Regions from separate parts of the Homo sapiens genome. Here region 1 is linked to region 2. A link is a loop called in an ENCODE intact Hi-C map of the cell type or tissue named here. Cell type or tissue: CD14-positive monocyte. All regions are shown on one strand. Links, peaks and the distances in the headings refer to the core of each region. The heading gives the core; the rest is flanking DNA. Region 1 overlaps FRMD4A (FERM domain containing 4A). Region 2 overlaps FRMD4A (FERM domain containing 4A).

Region 1 (8,336 bases), core at 102-8,101, 78 kb after region 2:
TCCCTTAAAGAATAACCAAAATCCTGGCCCGGTGCTTTGGCTCACACCTGTAATCCCAGCACTTTGGGAGGCCAAAGCAGGTGGATCACCTGAGGTCAGGAGTTCAAGACCAGCCTGGCCAACATGGCAAAACCCCGTCTCTACTACAAATACAGAAATTAGCCAGGTGTGGTAGCTCACACGTGTAGTCCCAGCTACTCAGGAGGCTGAAGCAGGAGAATCCCTTGAACCCGGGAGGCAGAGGCTGCAGTGAGCTGAGATCGTGCCACTGCACTCCAGCCTGGGCAACAGAGTAAGACTCCATCTCAAAAACAAAATCTTGAATTCTCTGCTGAAGTGTTTAGTGCCAGGCTCATAGTAGACACTCTCTAAATACTTAGTGAATTAATGAATAAAAATAATAATACAATGGTCCCCAACCTTTTTGGCACCAGGGACCTGTTTGAAGGAAGACAATTTTTCCAGACTGGTGAAAGGGGGAGGGGGATGGTTTGGGGATGATTCAAGCACATTACATTTCTTGTGCACTTTATTTCTATTATTATATTGTAGTATCTAATGAAATAATTCTACAACTTACCATAATGTCCTATCAGTGGGAGCCCTGAACTTATTTTCTTGCAACTAGACTGTCCCATCTGGGGGTGATGGGAGACAGTGACACATCATCAGGCATTAGACACCTGATGGAGCACACAACCCAGATAGCTCGCATGCACAGTTCACAATAGGGTTCATACTCCTATGAGTATCTAATGCCACCACTGATCTGAAGGGAGGTGGAACTCAGGCAATAATGCGCGATGGGGAGCTGCTATAAATACAGATGAAGCTTCACTCACTCTCCTGCGACTCACCGCCTGCTGTGGAGCCCGGTTCCTGTACTGGTCCGTGGCCCTGGGGGTTGTAGATTCCAGTAATAATATATAAGGACTATAGAACTATATGTAAAGGTATATAACCACATATAAAATGATGACTGTTTACATGCCAGGCATACAACCATTACCCTTGTAAGTTTTCACTAATTCTTGAGGACAACCGTAGGATAAACTGTTGTTATCTCCATGCTACTGTTGAGGAAACTGAGGCACAAAGAGTTAAGTAGGTTGCTGAGGTTCACACAGCTCCACGAGTGAAGTAACTGGGCTCAAAGCCAAGTTCGGCGGCCATCAAAGCCCTCCTCTTAACCATTACACTTGCCGCTGTGCTGAATGAATGCATTTTGAAAAGGATAAGAAAGCATATTTCTTTCTATGCATCCTAATGACCTCCATCTCCGGCCACCCCCTGGCAGCCTCACTCTTGGGTCTTAGATAGATGATATCATCATGACATGTTTTCCGTGCACGCTGCTATCACGGGGAATTATCTGATTGTCTGGAAGTCCATTTGCTAAAGTGGGACAAAGGGAAAAACTGGGCAGAGAAGAATTTCGGAGGTAAGAATGAGGTCTTGTGTAGTCAAGAGGGGAAATGTTAACCCTGTCAGCTTAAAAAGCCATGTGCCTCTGTCTCTCGCTCATTTAAATCACCCACTGTTAATAGCCTTCCTGGAAATGTGTCCCATGGCAACACAGGCTGGTCTCAGTTCCCTGTTCACCCCCTGTGGAGCCCCGTGCCTTGTTCTCCTGACGTGCTTTGTAATGCTGAAGATGACTCTCTGGACCAGAAATTTCAGACGCATCAATTTCGTCTTCCCTCTGCCCCGAGGGATGAAGTCAGTTCTTCAAAAGTTTTCTTTCTAACGTCAGGCTTTCAAATTCTGGTATCCTTTGACTATTCAGAGATTAATACTTAGAGGAACTCCAAGAAGCCTCCGGGGGAAGGGGCTTGATATCTCACCATTTTTCTCCCTCCTGGAGAAGAGCACAAAGGACTGTGCTCATGTCTGCAGGCCGGGTTTTATTTTAGGGAAGACGGGACTAATTTGTGTCCAGAGACCGGTTTCTTAGGAGAACTGGTTAGGCTGCCTGGCTGCTTGTTTTTTTGGTTTGGTTTTGTTTTGTTTTGTTGTTGGTGGTGGTTTTTGTTTTGTTTTGTTGTTGTTGTTGTTTTCTGAGATGGAGTCTTACTCTGTTGCCCAGGCTGGAGTGCAAGGGTACAATCTCAGCCCACTGCAACCTCCACCTCCCAAGTTCAAGCGATTCTCCTGCCTCAGCCTCCCAAGTAGCTGGAATTACAGTCACCCACCACCGTGCCCAGCTAATTTTTATATTTTTAGTAGAGACAGGGTTTCGCCATGTTGGCCAGGCTGGTTTTGTACTCCTGATCTCAGGTGATCCACCCACCTCCCCCGTGGCCTCCCAAAGTCCTGGGATTACAGGCGTGAGCCACTGCGCCTGGCCTGCTTGGTGTTTTTCAAATCAGCTTACACATTCCCAAGGAGGAGGACATGTCTCCTTCTGCACCCACTTTGGACTTAACTTTTAAGCGCCCAGACCCTGCCTCTGGGTCAGACTACCTGGCTTTGAGGCCCAGCTCCACTATGTCATAGCCGGGTGACCTTTAATATGGGAATGATCATAACAATAACATCTGCCTCATAGTGTTGTTGAGATGATTAACTGCAATTCTGTATAGATTAGTGGGCTCTTGTAAAGACTTACGAGATGCTAGGCATTGTTCTAAGGGCTTTCTCTGTTAGAAGGCTTTTGATCCTCACAACGCTCCAATGAAGCAGGTACTGATATTGTATTGACAGGTTCATTTAACCTGCCTGAAGCCACACAGTCAGTAAGGAGCTCCCAAATCTGGGCCCTTAACCACCGGGCACAGGGCAGATGCCCCATGAATGTCAGGAGTTATGTGGCCACTCTGTGAGCTCCTGAAGGTTGGTGATATGGTTTGGCTGTGTTCCCACCCAAATCTCACCTTGAATTGTAATAATTCCCATGTGTCAAGGACAGGGACAGGTGGAGATAATTGCATCCTGGGGACGGTTTCCCCCATACTGTTCTCATGGTAGTAAGTAAATCTCATGAGATCTGATGGTTTTATAAATGGGAGTTCCCCTGCACAAGCTCTCTCTTGCCTGCCACCATGTAAGACTTCTCTTGCTCTTCCACCATGATTGTGAGGCCTCCCCAGCCATATGGAACTGTGAGTCCATTAAACCTCTTTTTCTTTATAAATTACCCAGTCTCAGGTATGTCTTTATTGGCAATGTGAGAACAGTCTAATACAGTCAGGGACCATGGCTTCCTATGGCAGATCCATGGCACCCATCACCCTACCCAGCACGAGTGGGTGCTCGATAAATACTGTTCTGAATCCAGGGAGACATATGTGTGAAGGCAGACTGTACACGGAAAGGCATCAGCATTCTAATTACATCGCAAATATGCATTTCCCCACAACACAGTGATTCTTTCCAGATGCTCATTCCTAGTTGCACTCATTAGAATCAACCGATTCCCACTTTAGGAGGCTGAGGTGGGAGGATTGCTTGAGGCTAGGAGTTCAAGACCAGTCTGGGCAACATAGCAAGACCCTGTCTCTATAAAAAATTTAAAAATTAGCCGGGTGTGGTGGCATTCACCTCTAGTCCCAGCTACTTCGGAGGCTGAGGTGGGAGGATCACTCCCACCTACCCCCTGGCCTGCAGGCCTCACCCTCTAGTCCCCTAGGGGTGTGCTTGGAGATCTAGGCCATTCCCAGCTTCCTAGCAGGATCCCAAGAGTTCAAGGTTGCTGTGAGCTATAATTGTACCACTGTACTTCAGCCTGAGTGACAGAGTGAGACCCTTTCTCTAAATAAAGAAAAAGAAAAAAGAATCCACAGATTCCTCGACCCACCCAAGACCAATCAAGTCGGAATCCCGAGGGTGCCCCAGGCATCTCTGGCTTTTTAAACTGCCCCGCTGATTCTAATGTGCTCGCAAGGCTGAAATCACTAATTTAGAAGATCCAGGTGACATTTCCGCACAGACCTCCTGCTTCCTGTTCTGAAACCTCTCACTCTGGACGAAGCACGAGGGTCTGTTTGGAGGAAGGAATCCTAAGAGGGCAGTGGACAATCCTTGATGCTGGTATTGCTGTGGACACACGGGAAAGGCACTTCAATCAAGCAGCTAGAAAGGACAGCTTGGGATGCAGCTTGGAAGAGTGGCCGAGAGGGAGCAGCCGAAAGCAGGCAGGAAAAGCAGTGTCTGAGTTCACCCCCGGTGAGCTGGGCCGGCAACTCGGTTCTCTTGGTGTAATTCATTGGTTCTGCTGGTGTAATTGATCATCAGAGCCCACCTCACTCATGCACATTAGAATGGAAGTCCAGGCCAGGGTTTTCATTTTGCTTTTGTTCTGTTTGATTTTTCCCTCCACTCTGACAGAGGAAGTGAAAGTCTTGAAGATTACGTGCCAGCAGGAGATTGCTGTTGTTTGGCTAAAAAAGCCCTGAGCTCTTGGCCTGGATGAATTCTGATAGAGGCAGGAGTCCACCCAGCACTGTCTCCATTTTGGAGTAGCTCAGCCTCTCCCCCGGTGAATGCCTGGGTGTTCCCAGACAATGGCAACTGGGAGATCTCCTACCCAAAAAGGAAGCAGGATAAGGATGTAATGAGGATGTTGTTAAGAGGTTGGCATGGGGAAGGGAAATGCACAGTGGACGTGTGGAAGGAATTAACAAGCAGTAAGTAATAATTATGTGTCAAGAACTGAGTTACATGTCCCATACACCATCTTATTTAACTCCATGGTGTCCAGAAAGTTGGAGATATGATGTCCACTTTACAGAAAAGAAGCTGAAACTCTGGGAAGTGAAGCTACTGGGTCCTGATCCCACAACAGTTCAGAAAACCTTAATGCCAGTCCAAGTCTGTGACTTCAAAGCCTTCTTGTTTCCTAACAGCAATCTTAAGTTCTTATTTTATTTGTTTTAGAGACAGGACCTTGCTCTGTCACCTAGGGTAGAGTGCAGTGGTGCAATCATAGCTCACTGCAGGCCTCAAACTCCTACGCTCAAGCAATCCTCCTGCCTCAACTTCCCAAAGTGCTGAGACCTCAGGTATACACCACCATACCTGGCCAATCCTGGGATCTTCAGGCTGGGATTTGATGCCCAGGTCCCCAGATGAAGACCGGTAAAGTTGATGTCATCCAAAGAAGGTCAGAGGCATTGCGTTTGGTCTAAAACTCCACAGGGACTGTAGAAGTGAGCGTCCTGCCTCTCTGTGTGTGTGTGCCTCTTTGTCTAGCTAAGAAGTGTCAGGTCTGGAGTGATTTCTAAAAAGCAAAATTGGCCAGGCATGGTGGCTCACACCTATAATCCTAGCACTTTGGGAGGCCAAGGCAGGTGGATCACTTGAGGTCAGGAGCTCAAGACCAGCCTGGCCAACATGGCAAAACCCTGTCTCTACCAAAAATACAAAAATTAGCCAGGCCTGGTGGTGGGTGCCTGTAATCCCAGCTACTTGGGAGGCTGAGGCATGAGAATCACTTGAACCCGGGAGGCAGAGGTTGCAGTGAGCCGAGAATGTGCCATTGAACTCCTGCCTGGGTGACAGAGCGAGACTCTGTCTCTAATAATAATAAGCAAAACTTATGACACCAAGTACTCCTGTGCACACATACACACACACAGGGATGCTGCGTGACATGGAACATGAACATACATGGTCAGGCTTCCCATTTCTCTACACCTCCCGCTTTGCTTTCTCTGGTAAGTAGGGCAAGGCCTCCCATAAAGCCTTCAATGGCAATGCTGGGGTTACATTAACGTGTCGCCTTGTGCTGGTTCTGCAGGGGGCAGCACTGGTTAAAGGGAGCCACTGGAAGTGGGCTATGGATCCCACCTTCTCTGTTAAAACCATAGAACTCTGTGGCCCACAGTCAGGACAAGAACCTTGACCTCTCATCTTGGCTCAGGGCTCATTCAGAGTCTATAGTTTGGCTTTGGAGAAGCTCTGGGAGAAAGATGCATGCTTGCTGTTTTTTCACCTTCTTGTTCTAACGCTGTCGCCTTCCCAATTCCTTGACTCCTTCTGGAGTCTGTCAGAGGGGCTGGAAAAGCAGCAGCCCAGACAACAAAATCTCTTTTGTGCCTGTGACCTGGATGGTAGTGACCCTTCCTCCTGCAAATGGAGGGAAGGAGGGCCGAGGAGGGACAGCGCCCTGCCCGATGGATGCTCTGCCTGGCAGTCAGTGACACTTGTGGCAGTGAGGTCATGGCCTTAGATGATTTCTCTCTCTGCAGACTGACACACTGTTATGAATGTAAAGCGCGTTATCTCCTCCAGAGAGAACATGTAAGGCTAAGAGAAAGGAAGAGAGAGAGAGAGAGCTAGGGCATGTGGGGAAGCACACAGTCAAATCCCCAGGTGAGGTCACTGCTAGGATCCGATCAGGTGCCAGCGACAGGAAGGGGTCAGAGGTCTTCTGCACTGCATGCAAATCATTTCCTGAAAAGTCTTCAAGGTCAGTGTTTCCAGTGGCCTGGCCAGGCCCCCGATTTATTTTGGTGAAACACTTATGGCAAGAAGAGTCAGGCAGGTGACAGAAGCAAAGATGGGGATCCATGCCTTTCTCCTGGCTCTCCTGAATTCCCACAGATGGGTCTTCCCTGCACATGTTCAGCTCCACTTACTAAGGGTGGTTGGGGCTAAAGGTGATGGACCTAGGCTGCACCCATATCTACAAATAGAGGTTTCCAGTGGTGAAAGACAGCCCTGAAACCTACTGAGAGAGAAGGCATCCCTAGCATTAGGAAGCATTGAATTGAGCAGGAGTTAGAACCAGCAGGACATATGAAGTCACTGAAGGCTCCTGTGAAGATTGAGAAGGGCTTGGACGTGGGAACAGAACTCAAGGGAACACTGGTTTTTGCTTTTTGCCTTTTTTTGAGATGGGACCTCACTCTGTTGCCCAGGCTGGAGTGCAGTGGCACAATCATGGCTCACAGCAGCCTCAAACTCCTGTGCTGGGACCACAGGCACACGGCACCACACCCAGCTAATTTTTTTATTTTTTGTGGAGATGGGGTCTCACTTTGTTGCCCAGGCTGGTCTCGAATTCCTGGCCTCAAGGAGTCTTCCTGCCTCGGACCCCCAAAGTGCTGGGATTAGAGGTGTGAGCCACCATGCCCTGCCGGAAGAATGTTTTTCGTTTTGTTTATCAATGTGAAAGCTTCTCCTGCTAAAATCCTATTCCACCTCACCATTCACTCCTTCATTCATTGATCCATCCAGGCCATCATTTAACACTCACCATTTGGGTGAGGCTTGGATGTGGAGAAAGGGGAATGCTTATACACTGTTGGTAGGAATGCAAATTCATGCAACGTCTATGGAAAACAGTATGGAGATTTCTCAGAGAACTAAAAACCAAAGAACCATTTGACCCAGCAGTCCCATTACTGGGTATCTACTCAAAGGAAGATAAATCATTATATCAAAAAGATACCTGCACTTGTATGTTTATCACAGCACTATTCACAATAGTAAAGACATGGAATCCACTTAAGTGTCCATCAATGGACACTTGGATAAAGAAAACGTGGTGGCCTGGTGCAGTGGCTCACGCCTGTAATCCCAGCACTTTGCGAGGCCAAGGCGGGCGGATCACCTGAGGTCAGAAGTTCAAGAGCAGCCTGACCAACATGGAGAAACCCTGTCTCTACTAAAAATACAAAATTAGCCAGGCATGGTGGCACATGCCTATAATCCCAGCTACTCGAGAGTATGAGGCAGGAGAATTGCTTGAACCCAGGAGGCGGAGGTTGCAGTGAGCCAAGATGGTGCCATTGCACTCCAGCCTGGGCAACAAGAGTGAAACTCCGTCTCAAAAAAAAAAAAAAGAAAGAAAGAAAGAAGAAAACATGGTATACATATACAATGGAATAGTATTCAGCCATCAAAAAGAATGAAATCATGTTTTTTGCAGCAACGTGGATGGAACTGGAAGTCATTAAGTGAAATAGCTCAAAAACAAAAAGCCAAATACACATGTTCTCACTTAAAGTGCACACGTGGACGTGGAGTGTGGAATAATAGACATTGGTGACATGAAAGTGTGGGAGGGGGTGAGGGATGAGAAATGACCTAATGGGTACAACGGATGCTATTTGGGTGATGGATACACTAAAAGCCCAGACTTTGCCACTGCATAGTATATCCATGTAGCAAAACTGCACTTGTACCACTTCAATGTACAGAAATAAGAAAAAAAGAGATGTGGATAATACCATCCCTGCTTTCAAGATGTTGCCATCCTTGAAAAGGCATGGATTTAGAAAAAAAGATGGAAATGTGGTAGGACAGTGCCTCAGACGAGGCCTGCTGGAGCTTGGAGCACTCTGAGAGCCCCGCCATGAGCAGCTGAGCAAGGCAGCTCTCTCTGCAGAGGG
Region 2 (8,336 bases), core at 131-8,130:
ATCATCAGCATATTGGATACGTTATTCATAACTTGATATATTATTTCAGAAATTGACATTCCTTGTATATGGTTATTTTACCCATTAGAAGTCTGCCTATGATAAGAGTATACGTTTTCATCTTGACCTTGAGTAGATCATGAGAAACTTTGTAAAATGTTTCACTGAAACCACAGCATACTCTGCCCTGTAATCCTCCCAAAGAGGAAATTAGGCCAACATGCATCCCTGGCTTTAGACAACAGAAGGCATCTGCCCGCGCCTTCCTCTTCTTGAGCAGAGGCCACAGCTGAATGACTGCCCAGGGCTTTGACCTCAGCTGCTTCCTTTCCAGGGAGGGAGAGGGGTGTTGGTCCACAGGCAGTCAAGCCTCACCTGCTAGCCAAGTTCACCTCCCAGCTCTTCCCCCAGTCACTATGGTTGTCTCTTAGAGGCCTCTGCGTCTCCCCGTCCTCTATCCTGAGCTACAGCTCATATCCGCCTGATAGTCTATGTACTTATTTAGTATTTGTTCATTGTCAAACTCCCCCACCAGAATGCCAACTTCAGCAGTACAGGGACAGGGACTTTGGGAGTCTATTTTGTTCACTAACTGTATCCTTAGTACTAGTCCTAGTTACTAAGTGACTAAGGATACCCCATTTACTAAGGATACCCCATCTACTAGTACTAAGGATACAGTTACTAAGGATACCCCATCTACTGAGGTCCTGGCATGTTGCAGGAGCTCAGTAGATGTTTGTCATATGAATGAAGGCGGATCACGTGCCTCAGGAGATGTGGCTGGACCCTTATGTGAATGTCTCCCATCCCTTTAGCACCAAAGACCCTAATGGCAGAGAAGATCAAAAGACGTGGCCTGAAGCCTGGGGATGGTGGCCTAATGAAAGCAGGATGCTTATGTTTATTGTTATTATTGAGATCTAATTCACAAACCATACAATTCATCTATTAAAGTACGCAATTCAGTGATTTGTAGTATATTCACAGTCATGCAACCATTGCCCCAATTTTACAACATCTTTACCACCCCAAAAAGAGATCCTGTACTCATAAGCTATCATCCCCACACACATTAACTCCATCCCTTTGTCCCTAGGAAAATACTGATTTACTTTTTCTGTGTATAGATTTGTCTATTCTGCACATTTCATATCAGTGGACTCAGACAATATGTGGTCTTTTGTAAGTGATTTGTTTCAGTTAGCATAATGTGTCCAAGGTTCATCCATGTTGGGGCATGTATCAGCACTTCATTTCTTTTCTGAATAATATCCTTTTTTTTTTTTTTTTTAAATGGAGTTTTACTCTTCTTACCCAGGCTACGGTGCAATGGTGTGACCTCAGCTCACTGCAAACTCTGCCTCCCGAGTTCAAGAGGTTCTCCTGCCTCAACCTCCGGAGTAGCTAGGATTACAGGCACACACCACCACACCCAGCTAATTTTGTATTTTTAGTAGATATGGGGTTTCACCATGTTGGTCAGGATGGTCTCGAACTCCTGACCTCAGGTGATCTACCCGCCTCAGCCTCCCAAACTGCTGGGATTACAGGTGTGAGCCACCACGCCCAGCCAAATAATATTCTAGGCAGGCGGATCACAAAGTCAGGAGATCGAGACCATCCTGGCTAACACGGTGAAACCCCGTCTCTACTAAAAATACAAAAAAAATTAGCCGGGCATGGTGGTGGCGCCTGTAGTCCCAGCTACTCAGGAGGCTGAGGCAGGAAAACGGCGTGAACTCGGGAGGCGGAGCTTGCAGTGAGCCGAGATCGCGCCACTGCACTCTAGCCTGGGCGACAGAGCGAGACTCCATCTCAAAAAAAAAAAAAAAAAAAAAAAAAATTCTATTATGTGGATACATCACATTTTGCTTATCTGTTCATCAGCGGATGGACATTTAGTTTCTTCCTGCTTTTGCCTATTATGTGTAATGTCACTATGAACATTCATGTGCAAGTTTCTGTGGATATATGTTTCCATTTCTCTTGGTTATATACCCAGGCATGGGTCACATGGTCCCTCTGTGTTTAACATTTTGAGGAACTGCCAGGCTGTTTTCCAAAGTAGCTACACCATGTCACAGTCCCACCAGCAGTGCACAAGGGCCCTGATCCCTGCTGTTGTCCCCAACACTGCTACTGTAGGAAGCTGCTTTTTAGTCTCATTGTTTATCTTACATTCCTTGTAAACTTTGCATTCTTTTCTATAATATAAAGGGTTCATTGTCAAAGTTAAAATATTTACTGTTAGGAAAAATAAAGGAAAAACAAAAATGAGAAGCATTTGGATTGTGCATATTCATTTTGGGAAACTGGGTTGCATTAAAGAAAAGGGAAGAAAGCTGTAGCTGTCAGATTCAGTTTCTAGAAACTTTCTCTTCTCTGTTTGGGTGCTTCAGTATTTTGAGGACCTAGACCCCATAAATATGTGGGCACAGAGTAAAAGGATTTTCTCTTTGCTTTGTATGCTTGTCCAGCAGAATCACTAAAGAGATTCCTTGAGGCCAGGCACAGTGGCTCATACCTCTAATCCTAGCGGTTTGGGAGGCCGAGGCAGGTGGATTACCTGAGCTCAGCAGTTCGAGACCACCCTAGGTAACACAGTGAAACCCAGTCCCTACTAAAATACAAAAAATTAGCCAGGCGAGGTGGCACGTGCCTGTAGTCCCAGCTACTCAGGAGGCTGAGGCATGAGAATCGCTTGAACCCGGGAGGCGGAGGTTGCAGTGAGCTGAGATTGTGCCATGCACTCCAGCTGGGGCAACAGAGCAAGACTCTGTCTCCAAAATAAAAATAAAAAGAGATTCCTTGAGGTACAACAAAACTATGGCCCGTTTTTAGGCTTCTGCAGGTGAAAATGTCAAAAAATGCATTTCCTTGCAGGTGGTGAACTGAATGAACTCTGATTTGCTAGTCAATCTCTTTTAGATTCTTGAGTATCTAAAACCGTTTTAGTGAAGTGAGATAATGGAGGCTGTTTTCTATATTTTTACCCCAACACTATAATTTTCATAATATGAACTGAACTTGAGGTTACAAAAGATTAATTGTTCACCATCAACATTTGCATTCATTTGCAGAGCTTTACTTTTTTGGAAATGATCTTATCATGTGCAGGAAAAAACATTCCTAGCTTTCTTTTGCCCTGGTAGACTGTGGAAATTCAGCTTTGAAAAAAGATTTGTGAGCCACTCTTCATGATTAATGTTATTTATTTGGATTTTTCAAAGCTGTAGTCAGGATTTTTATTTGTTTGTATTTGTTCTCCTTGAAGAAAACTAGTAATTCATCTATGAGTTTGAAAACTCCACATAGCACTTTCCCTGGCTGAGAAGGAAAAGGATATACCTAGAATACAATTTTGAAGTCAAATTTCAGAGGCAGTTTTCATTTTCTTAATAATTTCCCTTAAAAGACAAGTTTTCAAACCACTAGACTTTTTTTTTTTTTTTTTTTTTTTTTTTTTTTTTTTTTTCATGAAACTCCCAGAGGCTTAACAGGATGGTGTTGGTGAATGATGCCGTGGTTTCTGGTACATGCACGGGGCAAAATGTTCCAGTGCAGCTGTGTGTCATTGCTGGGTGCCAGCTGTGTGCATAATTGTTTATTGGTTCCAGTTGATATTGTGCTCAATAAAACACTCACATATTTGTGGAAAAAAAATCTTTATCAGTTATTTTCCCATCAAATCCTTTGCAAATTAAAACATATTCAACAATTTTCATCAGCATACATTTAGCAAAAGAAAAGTAAATGAAGAAATTAACAAATCTGCTTTCTGCAGGGTGAAGAACCAAGTTAGCCTGTGTCCCAGTTAACCATCGCTAAGTAACAAACCATCGCAAAATATAATAGCTTAAAATAACCAGCATTTATGTAGCTCATGATTGCATATGTTGGTAATCCAGGCGGGGCTCAGCAAGGCAGTTCTCCTCTCCCTCATGCATCTGTGGTCAGTTGCAAGTCAAGTGGATGACACTGCTGATGTCAGCTGGGTTCTCTCCCCTCTCTGAGGCCTGGGCTGAGATAACTAGGCTGCCTCAGCTTTGATCCACCTGCTCTCATCTTCCAGCAGGTTAGACCAGGCTTGTTCACATGGCAGCTAGGCAGTCTTCCAAGAGATCAAATTGAAGCATCAAAGTCCTTTGGAGACTTAAATTTTGAACTAGCATATTATCACTCCTGCATTTTATTGGCCAAGACAAACCAGAAGACCAGCCCAGATTCAAGTGGAAGAAAAACAGATTTCACTTCTAGACATCACTTCACAGTCACATTACAAAGCCGTGAAACAGGAAGGAGTGAGAGATAGTGGCCATTTTTTACAATGTTTCACAACATATTTCATGGCTGTCCAAGAATGTATTAAGAACACATTAAAATAGGCCATGTTTTTGTATCCTTTAATTACAGTGCTTTTTTATATACCTCAAACTCGTCTTTTGGACTTAAAAGAGATTGGCCATGTCTATAACAAAGGACTTTTTCAAATTTTCTCTTTTGACATGAGTTGCATGTTTCTGGCAATTCTGAAGCAGATCTTAAAGAACTCTCCACCACTTGCGTTTGGGTTTTCATTTTAGTTTTCTTAGGCAAGACTTCCTCCTTTTTAGTTGCAAAATAAATAAAATGGTTTTTCTTCAAAATTTTTTATTATGAGTTTTTAAATGGCATTGCGACAGTGTTAAGTTTGGGCAATTTCTGTTTATTTTATTACACAAGAGACACCATGGTTTAGAATTGTTCGTACATCCATAATAATTAACTCATCTTTTAAATAAGCACCTAAGAACATCTGACACCTTTTGCATTCATAATTACTGTTTATTTTGAATTCATTTGTGGTTATCTTATGTTTCCATGCTGGTCTCAACTGTTGACTCAAAAATCAAAATTATTGCAATTGCAAAGGTAAAGACAGAAAGGTACTGTGGGTGTTAAGAAATGGGAACTTTTATACGTTACTGATGGGAACGGAAATTTGTTCAATTACTTCAGACAGCAAATTGGCAATACCTAGTAAAGACACACACCCTACAGAAAGCAATTTTACTTCCAAATGTTTATCCTAGAGAAAATCTCACACACTACAAAGGAGACATGTACAAAGGCAGTCCTTGCACCCTTTCATTCATTTATTCATTTGCTCGGCAAGTATTTATTAAGCACATACTGTGTCTCACATAGCAGAAGACAAAACAAAAATCCTGCCTGCAAAGGGCTTACATTCCAGAGGAAAAAGATATGTAATGAGCAAAATAAATAAGGAAATACATTGCAGGAAAACTGATGATAAGGGCTGTGAAAAAACAATAAGAGAGTGAAAAAGAATAGGAAGTGTTGGGGAGGAGGCTAAAACTGTAACTAGGCTGTACAGCGATGGCCTCACTGAGAATGTCACAATTAGAGTTGCAGATTTAACAAATACAAATATAAGATTCCCACATAAATTTTAGATAATCAGTGAATCTTTTGTTAGGGTAAGTATATCCCACATAGCACTTGGGGGTATACTTATACTACACATGAACTTGTTGTTTATCTGAAATTCAAATTTAACTGGATTTCCTGTCTTTTCTCTGGCAATGCTACTGATAACTGAGTAAAAACATGGGAAGAAGAGGGAGCAAATTAAGTGGACATGTTGAGAAGGTCATCAAATGAATGAATTCCCGGAAGAGGAGCTTGGCAGGCAGAGGAACCGCTAGGAGCAAAGGCCCTGGCTGTTTGTAAATAATGAACACTTAGACGTAACTTGTCTCTCAGCTGGAGAACGTAGACACATCCTGTGGTATATTTGCACCATGGAATCCAATAAATGGATGAAATTCAAAAACACTCATATTGATAAATCTCAAAAATGTGATGTTGAATGGAAAATAAGTTGGGAAAAGATAACTCTGTTCTAGCTGCATTTCTGTAAAGTTGAAAAACACACAAAACAGTGTATACTGCTTATGCTACATTCATATGCAAAGGACAGAAACAAATAGGGAATGCTAGAGACCTACTGTAGGAGACTATCACCTTCTGGGGAGGGAATGGGGAGGGAAGGAAAAAGGATGAGAAGCATGGCTTTAGCAAGCTCTCTCTCTCTTGCTTTCAATAAGCAAAGAAGATAAAGTGTTTAACTTTAATGGTAGTTACATAGCAGTCTAATATATTTTCTGTCCTTTTTTTTTTTTTTTTTTTTTTTTTTAGATGGAGTTTCCGTCTTCTTGTCCAGGCTGGAGTGCAGTGGCACGATCTTGGCTCACTGCAACCTCTGCCTCCAGGGTTCAAGCGATTCTCCTGCCTCAGCCTCCTGAGTAGCTGGGATTACAGGTGCCCGCCACCATGCCTGGCTAATTTTGTATTTTTAGTAGAGACGGGGTTTTACCATGTTGGCCAGGCTGGTCGTGAACTCCTGACCTCAGGTGATCCGCCTGCCTCGGCCTCCCAAAGTGCTGGCATTACAGGTGTGAGCCACTGCACCCGGCCTATCTGTGCTTTTTTTTTTTTTAAGTGACTTTAAAATTTAAAAACCCAGAATTTTAGGTACTTTTGTATTATGAGGAACTCACTATACTAGGAAGCAACTTATGAGTGTGTAAATATTTGATCTAGCAGCAACTTTCCACTGATCCTGGCAGGTGACAGCTCTCAGTGAACAGCGCTCATCACCTAAAGTGAGAGGCTGTCTATTCTCATTGTGAATGTCCCTCAGAGTCACTAGGAGCCATTGGGCAGGCCAGGAACTTACTGCCTACTTCCTCGTCTGTCAGGTGGAGGTGTTGACACAAGCCTTGAACCCTCAACAAATAAGACAACAGCCACATGGTGCCTGTAAGTATTGTAAGAATCGGCGGTTGTGGCATTTCATTTTGTCTGATCTGGGACCCGCCGTGGGTTTCCCTTTGAACTGAACATTGCAACTTTCTAGGTATAGACTTTTGGCAAGTTACTTAATGTTCCTGAGCCTCGATTTCTGGATCTATACAATTGGAATTAACAAGACCTGCTGTGCAGTCTTGCTGCAGATTATAGATAATGTACATAATATGCACATCACCGCCCAACAGATAATAGATATTATTATTATTACTGTTATTATTAGCTGATCATAGTTTAGGTTATAACCATTTCCAAAAGAATTTCCTTTGTAAGAACACACTTAGACAACTCAGGTGCATTTTCTATTTTTCTCTACAGACTACCTTCTGATGTAAAATATAATTTTAGTTCTAACTCCTAAAAAATGGAATGAAATGGGTTCTCCATCATTTTTCGGCAGTGTTGTCACTGACTTGCTGAGTGACGTAGGGCTGCAAGGGCCTGAGAAGGTAGAAGGAACCAGAAGTTGACCTATGGGCGTGGATAATACTGCGCCACACAGTTGAGGATGAGACACAGCAACACCTCAGGGGTAAATGCTGAAGTTCAGAGCACGCACCTTTAGATGTGACTGACGGGCATTCCCATGGGAAGGCAAACAGTGCACCCTCAATTGCTGAAAGGTTGTGGGCTATTTAAATGCATTTGAATTCACTCCTAAGTTATTCACACACGAGCAGGGCGAACATCTCGGCAAGGAGCATACACTTGGTGCACTCAGAGGACAGGGATGGAATTGGAATGTAGGGCACAGTTATTTAGGACAAGACTGTTTCCTATGATTAACTTACAAGATGTAATTCACCCGGGGTCTCATTAAAGCTCACAGCAGTTACCTATGAGGCTCAAACCAAGGATTGACATCTAACATAGTGGAGAAGACGGTATTGTATACAGACAAAAGCTGCCAGATTTCACGCCCTTAGTGGATGCTGATAATGGAAATAATACCATAGCATATATTTTATTTAACATGTACTCTGTGCCAAAAACTCCCTCTTTATACATTACACAATGCAACCCTCATAGCATGCCTATGAGTAGGAATCTGAGATGAAGAAAAGGTTAGAACTCATTAGCCTAAAGTTACACCACTAGTAAGCTGTTGGTTGGTGGTTCAAACCTCAGGAGTCAGCTACCATAGCCTGTACTGCTGACCACTGTGTTATTGCACTCTGTGTCTTTGGGCAGGAAAGTGGATTAAACACCAGTTTCAGCCTGCTATATAGACAGATAAAAAAAGGCCCTTCTGGAAGATTCAGGCTGACCTGTTCAAAGTCACACAGGGAGAAGGAGCAGAATCAGAGATGTGACTGTGATTGCCATGAGGGTTACGTTGAAAATCAACAGAATCCATAAGTAGCTGCATTCTAATACACACCAAGAAGGATGCCAAGGTCCCAGACTGGGGGCTGCAGAGGCTCAGCCTATGCCTCATCATGGGGCTCGGCCCTGTTGAC

Evidence for each region. Hi-C counts contacts between places; a loop is a spot of excess contacts. Peaks named below come from ENCODE experiments on the same cell type or tissue, not always from the same donor. Only the 100,000 strongest peaks of a DNase experiment are listed, where the experiment ranks them.
Region 1: it touches region 2 in a loop (2.0-fold over the local background); 2 of 110 quality-filtered maps call a loop at or near these places.

The regions. Positions count from the first base shown.
Region 1 is chr10:13,827,987-13,836,322 of GRCh38, reverse strand. The region is part of intron 3 of FRMD4A (FERM domain containing 4A); the gene reads left to right. Among named protein-coding and RNA genes, the nearest start is that of FRMD4A-AS2, 160 kb to the left of the region's middle. In CD14-positive monocyte, for the core only: no CTCF peak of the experiment used is centred there; a DNase peak (open chromatin) is centred at 4,382; H3K4me3 peaks cover 894 bases; H3K27ac peaks cover 921 bases.
Region 2 is chr10:13,906,031-13,914,366 of GRCh38, reverse strand. All of the region lies in intron 2 of FRMD4A (FERM domain containing 4A), which reads left to right. Among named protein-coding and RNA genes, the nearest start is that of FRMD4A-AS2, 81 kb to the left of the region's middle. In CD14-positive monocyte, for the core only: no CTCF peak of the experiment used is centred there; DNase peaks (open chromatin) are centred at 256, 4,296 and 4,676; H3K4me3 peaks cover 1,000 bases; H3K27ac peaks cover 2,873 bases.